2 separate regions of the Mus musculus genome follow, and region 1 is linked to region 2. The links are chromatin loops, found by intact Hi-C in ENCODE. Cell type or tissue: left cerebral cortex. All regions are shown on one strand. Each heading gives the region's core, and the rest is flanking DNA. Links, peaks and the distances in the headings are about the cores only.

Region 1 (5,000 bases), core at 1-5,000, 260 kb after region 2:
TCCATTTTATTCACAACATGTGACTGTAACATCTACACACAATTTCAAAGAACCAACGTGGAGAAAGCATTTGCTACAGTGCATATATCAAGCTCAGCTATAAGCATGCTCATTTTTACCATAGTAGTACATTTTCATTAGCATACATGGACAATTTACACCAAATCTATTTTGGAGCTACCCTTGTTTTAGAGAAAACAATTTATTCCCACAGGACTATAAGGCTAGGTATAAAAATAATTTCTTGGCAAACTATTTGTATTTATTGATGGATGTTCTCTAAACACATGTAAATTCGTGTATACTAAACATACTTTCAAGTCTAGACCATGTTTATAAATACTTTCAATTTATATAAGCCTATTACAAAGAGAAGAGAAAATAAACTACATAATAAACTATAGATACCCAGAAATGAAACTAAATACAATCCTGGTGACTAGTTATAAGACATTTATGATTATGTGGGGAGGGAGAATGTGCTAATAAAAATGAGTCATAAAACATTAAAATATAGGAAAATGTGAAAATTAAGCACATAAAACATCAATTTCAGAATATAGAAAATTAGAAAGCTCTAGCTTACAAAGACACATTAGGGAAGACTTGAGAGCAAAGCCATTTTGCTCACCATGCCATGTGGCTTCCTTTCAGCATCTGGGTTTGGTCTTTTCAGATTAGGAAAGGGGGAAAGCAATGCAGAGGAATGCAGAAGGTACTCTGTGTGTGTGTGTGTGTGTGTGTGTGTATGTGTGGTCAGGCTTGGGAAAATTTGTCCTTTACTTTGAGGAAGCCAGTCATATGAACCTGAGATGAGATAAACTTAACCATGTGGCAGGCCTCAGACTAGTTTAAACAGAATAGCTGAGTTATCAGCTAGCAGAAACAAGCCAAAGGGTCTAGGCATTTATTCATATATAAGAAGTCTCAGAGTCTTTATTTTGGGGAACTAGGGTGTGGGTGGGCTTCAGAACCACCTTGGGCCTCAGTCCTCAGGTGTCTCTAACTTCCTTTTGGACAGATGGAGCTTATTAAGTGAGGGGGATTGGACTTAGCCTCAGGAATTTACCTATCTCCTCTTCCCCAGTGCTGGGATTACAAGTGTGGGCTACCACACTCAGCTATTTTTATACGGGTTCTGGGGACTGAGCTCAGGTACTCCTGCCTCAGCCACTTATTGGATGAGCTGTCTCATTGGTCTGTGTTTCTGAATTTTAAACATGTTAGTTTCAACACTAAACTTTTATTTATAAAACAAGAAGGGGGTCAGCTTCCAGCTTCCAATTTTTCAGTAAGAATTCTACTAAAATCAATAAGTGATAGTTCTTGGAATTTTTACATAGAACAATGTAACCCAGTCCTTTCAGGCAGAAGAACAGCCTCACACGGAAGGCTAACTTAATTTCTTAAGCACGAGACCAAAGAGGCACCGAAGGATACATAAAGACAATCTGATGGGAGATCTTGGGCAAGTTATTTCTCATTTCTATTCCCTGGGATCTTCATTGCATAATAGCATCTGCCATCTATGGTATTCTCTGAGCAATGCCAGTGCCAGCAAATAAGCAACAGTGAACAGATCCATTGTCTGCCAGGAATTGGGAGGAACCCCAAGTTAGAAACTGACTGTATGCTATCACGACAAGAAGGAAATCTTATTTAACTAAGGCCTTCACACGTGAGGCATGTCTCGGAGAACTCAGACCTTAATTAGAGGCAGGCATTTTTCTGGGGAGATTATGAGTTCTCATTGTTTTCAGGCGCTCTGGAGGCTATGCAGGCTGGTGAGGCATGCTCACCTGCATCCAAAAAGCCCCAATTAAACCATTAATTAGAGACCAATTAGTTTCTGCAATGTATGAGATCTACTCTAAGTATAATAAACTTAAGAGAGGCAAGACCAGAAGAAAACGGTATAGGCAGAAATGGGTAGCAAAGTCAAAAGAAGGTTAAATTCAAGAAAAGTAACATTATTTAAATAATGTAATAGACGGTCCTTAAGAAAACACTCTTGGATATCAAATTATACTCATTTTTGTTTTATCACTGACTTTTATTAACAGGTACCTTTTTTTTATATCAGGCAGTAAAAGCTATAAAACCCATCACTTGCCTGTTTTTCCTGGCTGCCAGGAGTCAGAGCTAGCTTTATTATCACCGCTGAATTAAAGCTCCTTCTCAGAGCTTCTAGAGGTCATCATTATTAAAAGAATGTTTGGCAGAAGACTGGCCTCATGTGACCACAAATCCAAACAGAAACTGGTCAGATGAAGCCCTTTAAAGCGAAGCTTGCAAAAAAGGTTGGGATTGGAAGGGCAGACATGACTGGTGGCAGGATAAAGCTGGTTTCAAAATGACTGCGGAAACAGATGCAGGGAATATTTTGTTTCTGGCCGAGCAAAGGAGTCTGCAAGGGGAAGCAGTCAGTGTTCAGCCCAGGCACTGAAGTCTTCAGTCACAGGTCTGTCCTGACAGCTGTGGGTGCTTCCAGTAGGTGGCAGCACGGCATCGCTAATCCTATAGCAAGCTATGCCCCGGTCACTCCAGGAAAACTTAACCTTTTTGCAAAAAACCAAAACAATGTCCCTCTGCAATAAGCCTGTAGAAGATAAGTATACACAACAGCCCCCAAGGGAGGAATTCGACATTCTCAGTCATGGCCGAGGGCATTCCTAGACTTAGCAAAGTACAAAGGTCAAGGATGAAGCAGGGGTCCCACTTAGCACGTTTAGTTTCTGGGCTGGGCTCCTGGTACCTCGAGGAAGAATCTGGGTAGGCGAGCTCACGTGGGATGTGGGTGACTTAAAAAGAGACATGGCTTTCATTCATCCTGAAGGAGGCTGATCTGTGCACTGACAGGGGAAGTAGCATTTCTACTCAGGTAGCAGCATGGCTGTGTGCTCTGTGCTCTGCTGGCTTTATGCATCACCATCTTACTGCCCTTGGCCTATGGACCCTTCCTTTCCGAGGTTGGATGGCTCCATGCTGACGCTTCCCCAGGTCTGTTTGTTTACTCCCACCCTTTCTGTTAAGCTTCCTGTTGTGTCTTAGACACATCTGCTCTGAAGTCCCACAGGCATCTTACACATATCCTCACACTGTAGCCCAGTCCTCCCCGTTCCCCTACCTTACTTGCTGATTCTGTGTGTAGATGCTCCAGGGTCATCCTTAACTCCCGTTCCTCTGCCTCTGACATTCAACCATTACTTAAGTTGAGCTGGTTTTTAAACTCCGTCTTACTTCCCATATCTGTTTTTATTCCTGCTAGCTCTGAGCAGAATCATGACCACACCTTCAGCAATCACTTTACAACTGAGAACATTTACAACTGAGGTCCTACTCAGTTGGGGCTACTGCAGTGAATGCTATAAAAAGAGCCCTTGCCTATGGAGGTCCCATTCTATTGTGGGTAGACAAGGTGAACAATCAGATATAAAATAGGTTAGGTATATGATAACAGGAGATAAGTGAGGGCAAGGGAAATGATGAAGGGGATGTTTCGAGTTATAGGCAAGAAAGTGGCACCCACAGCTTACCACAGGGGATCTCACTTCCCCCAGACCTCATCTTTCAGGGTCCCTCACTTTCTGCTTGAATGGCTCTTCCCCAACTCTGGATAAATCCACTTAGTATTTAAATTATGCATCACTTCCTTACAAATTCTTCCTTGATTGTTCACCTCTCAGGATGATTAGGGAAATGTGAAAATGCGTAGGATATTTCCTTGACAAAGTTCTCTATTAATGTGGTATAAAACTTGAGCTACTCATTTTCTATGACAAATCATTTGGGACTTTTAAAGCTTTAAAGCTCAACATAAAAAAAACTTACTGCAATATAATTCAGCTACCATACAATTTCCATATTTGAAGTATAGAGTTCAAGATCATTTAATATATCCAGAGTTGTACAGCCATCTGCAAAATCTATTTTAGAACATGTTACTCATTCCCAAAAGAAATCCTGAGTCCACATCTTCATTTTCTCACAAGCTCCAAACAGTAAGTAACTGCTAGCTCTGAAGATTTGCCAATTTTTGATATTTCGCACAGAGTCACATACAATGTAGCCATTCATGGCCAGCTTCTTTAATTTAGCCTCATGTGTAAAGGTTCATCATATATTAAATTTCATATTATGGCCACATAATATCTATTGTATGTATTCACATTTCATTCACCCATCAGTTAACACTGTTATAAAATTTGGGTAAAACTTTTTTAGTGCATTTATTTTTGATTTCTCTTGGGTAGAATCTCTGAATCATATGATAAGTCTATTTTTAACTTTTTGAAGAAGGGATAAACTGTTCTTCAAGGCCACTGTACCTTCCATTTTCCCACTAGCACTAGTTCCTCTATATTCTTATCAAAACATAAAATTATTTTTATTTTATGTATATGGGCATTTGCTGGCATGTATGCCTGCACCTTGAGTGTGCATTGTTCATAGAGGCTAGAAGAGGGCACTGAGTTCCTTGGAACTGGAATTACAAATGGTTGTGAGCCACTATGTGGGTGCTTGGAATTGAACCTGAGTCATCTGGAGGAGCAGTCAGTGCTCTTAGCCAAAGAGCCAACTCTACCCCCCCCCTTTTTTATTTGGACTGTGCAGGCAGGCTTATCTCAGTGTGGTGTTGATTTTCATTTCTCTAATAACAGATTATGGTGAGCATCTTTTCATGCTCACCATAAATCATCCACATGCAGATCTTCATGGCATAAATGTCTTTGATAACATTTTAACAGATTATTTTTAAAAAGAGGTTTTAGTCACACAAAGTTGAAAAAAGTAAGTTAGTATAAAGTTCTCAAGTAACTTATATTCATTATTCCTACTAACATCTTATATTAGTATGGCACATTTATCACAACTAATGAACCAACATTAATATACCATCATTATCTACAACCCAACTTCATCCAGACTTCCTTCATTTTTACTGCACGCTCTTTCAATTTTGGGACCCCATCCAGGATAGGAGAGACAATTAGGTGTCA
Region 2 (8,196 bases), core at 1,943-6,942:
TTCAGTTTATATTGAGTCTCTGATAAATCACTTATTATGTTAGGCACTGAGGGAGCAGTACAGAACTCTTACCCTGGAGTTGTCCTCAGTTTATCCAAAAGGGTATGAACTATGAGCAAGGCAGCCAGGAGAAGCTCCAAGGACACCCAGAGACACAGCACGGGAGCTTCATGGGGAGGATCCTAGAAGAAAGGAAGCATGATGGACACTGGAAGAGAGGTGGGCATGGAAAGAACAGCCCAGGCAGAGGGACCAGCCACGGAGGGGCAGCGTGCATGGAGGTCCAGGTGCAGGCGGTGAGCAGTGGGTCTTGAGCAGTAGGTCTGGAATCTGGGTAAAGGGCAGGGAAGGAAGCTTGGGGTTTTCTTTCCTATAAGTGCATAAAGAGTTCAATGAAGGCTTTTAAACAGAGGGAAAGGGACTCCTCTGTACCCGACCTTGGCTTTACCATCAGTCTCTCTGAGCTTCTCATTCTGTGACAACTGTGACTTTTGAATAATGACTTCCCGGGTGGGTCTCTGCAAGTGCCTCCAGGTTTCCTGCACTGGCATGACTGCACTGAACTAGTTCATTCCGTTTTGGGTCCTCCTCCTGACTGTTTGGTTAAAACTTGGCTCCTTGGGGGCGTCTCCCTTTCCCCAGGTGACACATTCACTGTCTGCTTTCCAAAAAACAAAGCGGCCCAAGTAACACTTCCCACCCTGCTTCATGAAACTGTGGGTGTTTGGGGCAAGAAAGAAACTAGGAACAAATTTAGAGAAACTGAAGGGTTTGCTAGTCAATAGATGCCAAAACGTTTCTTTGTGTGTGGGGGAAATATGTATATATATTTTTTTATTTTTAACTGACAGGTCATCGTGTTTATTTATAGGGTAAAATGTGAGAGCTTCATGCGTACATTACAGAGTCAATCAAGCTAATTAGCATATCTATCAGCTCGTCAACTCACTGGCTTCCCAGGTTTTTATTTATTTTGTATTTAATGAGCTGTAACCATTGCTCATATTTATGGGGGACAGTGTGATTCTTTTGTATATGTGTACATACCTAGCACATCAGAGTAGTTTGTGTATCTATTATCTGAAGCCTTTATCACCTCTTTAGGGTGAGACTATTATAATTTTATTCTTTTGGCAAATTTGAAATACATAATAAATTCAGAATTATTAACAGGCATTACAACAGGCCACTAAAAGTTATTATTTTTTATTCTAGCTGAAACTTTGTACTCTTTGATCAGCATCTTCCGTTCTCCTCCCTTTCCCCTTCTCCCCAGCCTCTGTGAGGCTTTCTAGTCTCTGCAAATTTTCATTTTTAATAAAAATCCCGACCACCACATTGATGCCTTGTGGGAGTTGGAGTCAATATTAATTCTGAGTTCTTTTCATTTGCGGTGAACTGCTTCCCTCTACCCTCCCTCAAAGAAGGAGAGAAGGGGAGGGCAAGGTGGGTTTGTGGCGTGCCTGCTGGCTTCCCTGCCTCATGAGCAGATTCTACCAAGGCTTGGGGACACTGATACCTGCCTGCCCAGAGCACCCTGATGTCACCCGCAGCTAGCGAACAGCTCAAGGATGGCAGTTACAAACGCTACATGTGAAAACCAAAAATCCTGATGGCACATCAGCAAAAATCTGTGGGAGGCTTTTCCATGACCGGAAAGTGGGCTGGAACACGCAGTTGCCGTTTCGCACCCCAAGTTACTTATTCCTGACAAGCCGTCTGTCAGAGTAAGAGATCTGAAGGGCCCCGAATAAAACCTTCGGGTTATGTAATCGCCTGGCCTGGCCCTTAGGAGGTCGCACTGAAAAGCCCCACATCCAGTTTTGTCGCTGTCTGTAATAACTTATCAAAATGCCATCAGTGCAAAAAAAGAGGAGACAATATTTGTCACAAAGAACTCAGAAGACTCGGAGAGCTCTGTAGGAAAAATCAAGTCAGGGAGCAAGATGGGTTACGTGGTTCCGACTCTGCTCAGCCTCTCATACTGGGGGCGGGGGAAGAATGTTCCTTAGCTTTGTTTTATACATAAATATGTATATGTATATAATGTATATGTATATAAAATAAAATATACAATATATGTGGTATATGGGGTATATATTGTATATATAATGTAATGTTATTTATATGTATATATACACACACACATATATCCTATATATACCATATATACCATATATCCAATATATCTCATATGGCCAGGGCAGACTAATAAATGCAACCACAGTGCAAAATATCTGGCATGGTCCAAGCATGGGAGTGCTGTTCAACACATGTCAGCTTTAAGAATTTTGACATATAATAAAGGAATGAATGTGCTAGCACAGGGAGATACTGGGTGTGGTGTGCCAGGCACAGGTTTGGGCATAAGAAGTGCACCCCAAATTACTGGTACTTACTACCAAATGGGAGAGACTATCCATAAGAACTAATTAAAAGAATTGGGTTGGGCCTGGAGAAACAACTTGTTGGTTAACATCATCTGTGGCTCTAGCAGAGGTCCAGGTTCTGTTCCCAGCACCCACACAACAGCTCACAATTGCCTCCCATTTCAATTCCAGGAGATCTGCTGCCCTCTTCTGGTGTCTATAAGCACTGCATGGTACACTTACATGCAGAGAAACTCTCATATATATTTAAAATAAAAATGAATAAAGTTTTTTTTTTAAGACTATCAATGTCATTTTTAAGAAATCAGAGCAGGCTGACTTCAGGTGCTCAGGAAAGACCTTCCCCGAGGAAGGAACATAGTAAGCACAGAATTAAAAGAAAGAAGAAGCCCAGTCTTCCCAGCCAAGATGGCGCTGTCACAAAAGGAACCCAGCATGGCTTGAGAGCAGTTTGTCCAAGAAAGAGCAGGAGGTGGGGACCAGCCCACAAGCTGGAGTGCATTGAGGAGTCTTGCCAGATTCCTGGGTGACAGTCTCAGCCATGATGAGGCCAGGGGCCGCTTGGGCCAGCAGTTAGAACTGTCATGAATGTAGCCACTGGAATCAAACAGATCTGGGTTTTCGAAAGTTTCACAACCTGCTGCCAGGTTTGGAAAGCTGCTGATCCCTGTAAGCCTCACCGTCTCCATCCATAAACTCGATAGTGCATGAACAATCCCTCCCGAGGGGGTGTAAGCTGTGCAGAAGGGCCAGAACAAGGGCTTACACCTCTGCCAGCATTACTAAAGCCAATGGTGGCATGCTCTGGGCCATTCTTATGCCTTTCAATAAACGTGCATTAATTTCTTACACTGTAATGTACATCCCTCTATTTCCTATGCTTGGGCTGGCCACATAGCCAGACTTTTCGTGAGATTTGCAGACATACAAAATAGCAGTAACTTTTTCACCAGACTTACAACTCAATTCAGAAGGCAGGAGCTGAAAGGGAAACAAAATATGCCTTTGAATTTCCAGCCTGCCTGTCAAGAAAGATTATCACTAAAGCTATAGACACACGCCATGGAGACCTCTGCCCCTCACTTATTTTGAAGTTCCGTCTTACGTGCTCAGGCTGCAGAGAGATAGAAAGGACGATGGCCAGAGGCCAAGAGGATAAACATAATAAACACAGCAATAGCGTGAGACATGACAAAAATAAAAGGTACAGAGAGGGTTAGAAGAACTTAATGATGGAACCTAGGAATCTATCCGTTCCCTGCGTTTGCTTGGTTAGAGATGAATTCACAATACAGATGTTTATGTGTGAGCATCTCAGTTAGGCATTATGATGGGAGCTGAGCACACACAGGGGCAGAATGTCATCCTTGCTCTCATGGAGAGAGCATTAGCTGTGCTGAGAAAACTGGTAAATGCTAGGCTGGGATTGCATACCAGACACTAGAGGGCAGTGGTGGAGCATGAATGGGTCACCATCCAGCAGTGCAGGCTTCCTGGAAGAATGGGGGCTTGTGGTCTGGGGTGCTTGGTTGAATAGCCTAGTAAGGACCACCCCACTAATAACGGATGCCCAAAACTGCCCGAGGTGAGTACGCAACATACTCAGCTGTGCTCAGTGTACTGAATATTCGCTCAAACAGGTGAGGGTGTGGGTGTTTTCACTCAGGGTGATTTCAGTACAATGAATTTCAGTTCTAAAATAGATTTATGATCGGGAAACTCTTCCTCAGTTAGCATGAGCTCGTTGCTAGTGGCATTCAATCTTTAAAGAATCATTTTGATGGTATATAATCGCAATTTTATGGTATATAGTGTGTTATATTTTGTTGTGCACAAGTATTAAACTATTGCTTTGTTGTTGTTTTTTATATTTTCTAAAGATTTATTTTATTATTTTGTATATATGGGTGGTTTTCCAGAAGTCACAGAGCTGGGCCTTGAACCTGCAAGAACAGTAAGAGCTCTTAATCACTGAGCCAACTCTCCAGCTCCAAGACTAATTTTTTTTTCTTTTTGAGATAGGCTTTCTCTACGTGGCTCAGGCTGTCTTCAGACTCAAAGAGATCCTCCTGCCTCTGCCTGCTGAGTGCTGGGGTCAAAGGCAGCTGCCACCACTCCTGTCTTGGGTAAAGTATCTACTCCCTTACACTTGGCCTTGAGAATCTTTGAAAGTTATTGCTGGCCTGGGAAGATGGCTCTGTGGGCAGAGTGTTTACCATGCCTGTATGACGACCTGAGTTCCAATGTCCAGAACCCATGGAAAAAAACAGACAAGGTAGCACACATTCCCAGCATCCTCCTACTGAGGGATGAGAGACAGAGTAAGACTCCACCAAAACTCAGGCCAGCTAGCCAGGCCTGCAGAGCGGGAACAAGAGACTGTGTTTCAAGCAAGGTGGAATCCAGGCACCTGGAGCTGGCCACTGACCTCCACAAGTATGCCGCGGTACATGTGTGCACTCACACACACCATATGCCCACACATGTATACACACAGACACACACACATACGGGGGTGAGGGGAAGAGGGAGAGGGAGAAGGGCAGGGAGAGAGGAGAGAGAATTAATGCTATTAACACTTGTGAGGAACACAAACATAGGTGAGGTGATTAACTTCGCTTAGCTTTACCGCTAACAAATGGCTTGCTGTCTCCCTGCTGTAATAAAACACGGGACTCTATCTCTAGGTGGAGGAGTGACCTTTTCTCCAGTTAATCTAACAAGGCAGAAACGCCCCCTAGGTGGGAGGGTTCCTCTGAGGATAACATAGATTTTCTTCCCAGAATTTTTGCCACACTAGGGGCAACCCTGTGAGCCCCTGTGAGGTTCCTGTGGGTCTGCACCCCACTCCCATCCCCACTTCCCCCACCCCACCCATCTCGTCTGTCTTTTTCTTTCGGATGCTGGTCAGAGCCCACTGTGGTCTCCTCAATACTCTGTATTGCGTCCCGCTCGACCGGCAAGAAAGACGCAACAAACCAGAATCTTCCGCGGCAAAAGCTTTATTGCTTGCTTCTCAGGAAGATTCCGAACCGGGAAAATGGCGCTGCTTTTATAACCCGCAGCGTGACGTTTCAGCACCTGATATGGCGTGACAGCTCCCGATTCGTTGCTTGCCCATCACCCCACTATTACACCCCGAGAATGGGAGTGACTAGGAGTGAATTCACTCTTGCACCTGCGTACAAAGCTTGTTTACTAGTTAGGCACAGCGGAGGCCCACGCCATCTTATAATGGCGATTGCTCGCGGCACACACAGCTCTCCTCAGAGATTACTGGCGGCACACATGCGATTGCTCGCAGCACGTACCGGCTTTCCACAACTCTGGGCTTCCTTACTCTTTCTCTAAAGCTCCCCTCCAACCATGTGACTGACCTCTGTTCCCCTCTTTTCAAACAATATGGTTGTTGTTGTTTTCCTTCTCTTTTCCATACTATGCCTCCGTTCCCCTCCCTCCCCCCACCTCTAGGCAACTGTGAGATTGACAGTTTACCTGCTCTAGGCTTTTCCTTTTAGACTCTAATAAATTGGGCTCAATCTTCCATTAGAGTCTATTCTTAAACTCTGTTACTAATGAGACTAAGAATCTCAAAAAGGGACCCTCACTTTCCTGGTATCATTTGGAGGCTGAGTTGGGATTCTCCAAATTTTCTGGTGACACACCCATTTAGTTTGCTTAAGAATACAGTGCTATTCAACATATTGGCATTCATTATGGCAAGACACTGGGGAGCCTAAACATCCAAGAGAATAGACCTTGGATGTGGCTGAATAGAAGATGCCACGTCCACGAACCGAACACTTTCAGATGTTAAGAAGAGAAACGCGGGACCTGGTGTGGTGGCTCACATCCGTTATCCCAGCACACAGCAGACAGAGGTCGGTAGGAGGCTTGCCAGAAGATTTGCTGCAATTCAAGCCTAGTCTGGTTCACACAGCAAGTTCCAGCTAAGGCTACACGGTAAGATGATGTCTAGAAAGCCAAAGGAGCTGGTGGCACCATCACCAGGCTAATATGGAACCATCACCAGGCTAATATGGAACAGTTTCCAAGACAGATTAAGGAAAAATATTTGTGTTTAAAAAATGTATCTCTGCCTATTAGCTAATGAGAGAAATGCACAAAACTCAGGAACGGCAGAAGTATGTAAGGAAGGTAGTTAGTTGAGTTGTTGAGTTTCAAGGGAAGGGCTTACAATTTTAACCTTGTCATGGTTTGAATATGCTTGGCCCAGGGAGTGGCACTATTTGGAGATGTGTTGGAGTAGGTGTGTTTCTGGGACATGGGCTTTAAGATCCCCAATCCTAGCTGCCTGGAAGCCAGTCTTCTCCTAGCAGCCTTCAGATGAAGATGTAGAACTCAGCTCTGCCTGCACCATGCCTGCCTGGATGCTGCCATGCTTGCACCTTGATGATGATGGACTGAACCTCTGAACCTGTAAGCCAGCCCCAATTAAATGTTGTTTATAAGACTTGCCTTGGTCATGGTGTCTGCTCCCAGCAGTAAAACCCTAAGACAAACCTATTACATTTTTATGTCTTTTTGACTTTGCACTGTTGAATTATGAGCAAATTTATGATTTTTTTTTAGCAAAGAAAAAATAAGAAGATTCATCAACATAAAAGGTTAACACACTAGGGCAAGTGTCAAGTGAAGGGTGTTCTGAGACGGCCTCCTGCTCCTTTTAGTTCTGCTGCTTAGAGACTAATCAGAGTTCAGACACCATCAACCTAAAGAATTTGTTCTTTACTGTGCTTCTAAATGTAAAGTCAAAGAACAATTTGAACAGATATTTCTGTATGTGACCAATATTTGATTCATAAGTAAATGAACAGATGTTTAATCCTCCTAATCATTAAATAAATTTCAACCAAAATCTGAATGCATCTCATATGCTGTTCAACCTTCTTGTAGTTTTTTTTACTGTTATGAATCATAAGGTAAGTATCTTTTATGCAAAATATAGACTATACAATCCCCAAAGGGGTCATGTTCCACAGGTTGAGAACCTCTGCCTTAGGATAACTACCCAAAGATATGGTCGTGCAGACTGTTTCAAGTCTATTTTACACAAGTTAGAGTCATCTTGGAAGAGGGAAGCTCAACTGAGAAAGTACTTTCACCAGACTGGCCCGTGGGCAAGCCTGTGTTGCTTTCTTTTGGTTGATGACTATAATGTATAGTGAGAATGGTCTCTGTCAGCTCATAAGTGTCAATCCTTGACCCTGTAAGACCTGAAGAGCCTTACGTCTGGGATGTTCCACTCACAGAAACACAGAGATGGAGATCAATGAAACAAGCAAGAGGTTTATTGATCCTGCGAGCTGGGGCTGTCCTGCAATGGGGCAGAGGTGCCCCTGAATCTCCTAAGCACACACTTTCTATACAGTTTAAGGGTAGGACTTGTTAACAACGCAAGTTTATTTAAGCCCACTGTTGGCAGAGCTGACCTTTTCTTTCACCCCTTTAAAAATGGTAATTAGCCTCTCCCTTCCTGAGAGGCAAGTGTTTCATGACCTTCCCTAAGCAGCATTGATGACCCTGGGTGAGGTGATGTCTTAGTCACCAAAAGAGGGAACTGAAGCATTCTTGGTTATTATCTGCACCTGCCTTATAGTCGGGGCTTTCTTGTAAGCCTTGTTTTGCTGGGTCATTCTGGGAAGGGAGTGTTAGTCACAACCTTCTAGAGGAAGCTCCCCAGCATGCTATTCTAGCAAGGTCTTTCAGTGGCTATCTTATGTTCTCTACGGTCACACATTCCCACAGCCCCTCATTGGTGAAACCGATTGGGAAGAGTTATGAG

What was found. Peaks named below come from ENCODE experiments on the same cell type or tissue, not always from the same donor. Only the 100,000 strongest peaks of a DNase experiment are listed, where the experiment ranks them.
Region 1: a loop joins it to region 2, with 5 times the contacts of the local background. A loop is called at or near these places in 3 of 42 quality-filtered maps.

What each region holds. Positions count from the first base shown.
Region 1 is chr6:33,927,406-33,932,405 of GRCm38, reverse strand. The region is part of intron 17 of Exoc4 (exocyst complex component 4); the gene reads right to left. Among named protein-coding and RNA genes, the nearest start is that of Gm13853, 63 kb to the left of the region's middle. In left cerebral cortex, for the core only: a CTCF peak has its summit at 2,480 (motif pointing right); a DNase peak (open chromatin) is centred at 2,484; H3K27ac peaks cover 880 bases.
Region 2 is chr6:34,189,559-34,197,754 of GRCm38, reverse strand. It overlaps Gm32533 (a long non-coding RNA gene), which reads right to left and starts at 573. Exons shown (of 7, transcript XR_377532.4): 1 at 73-573. In left cerebral cortex, for the core only: CTCF peaks have their summits at 2,595 (motif pointing left) and 3,831 (motif pointing right); a DNase peak (open chromatin) is centred at 3,840.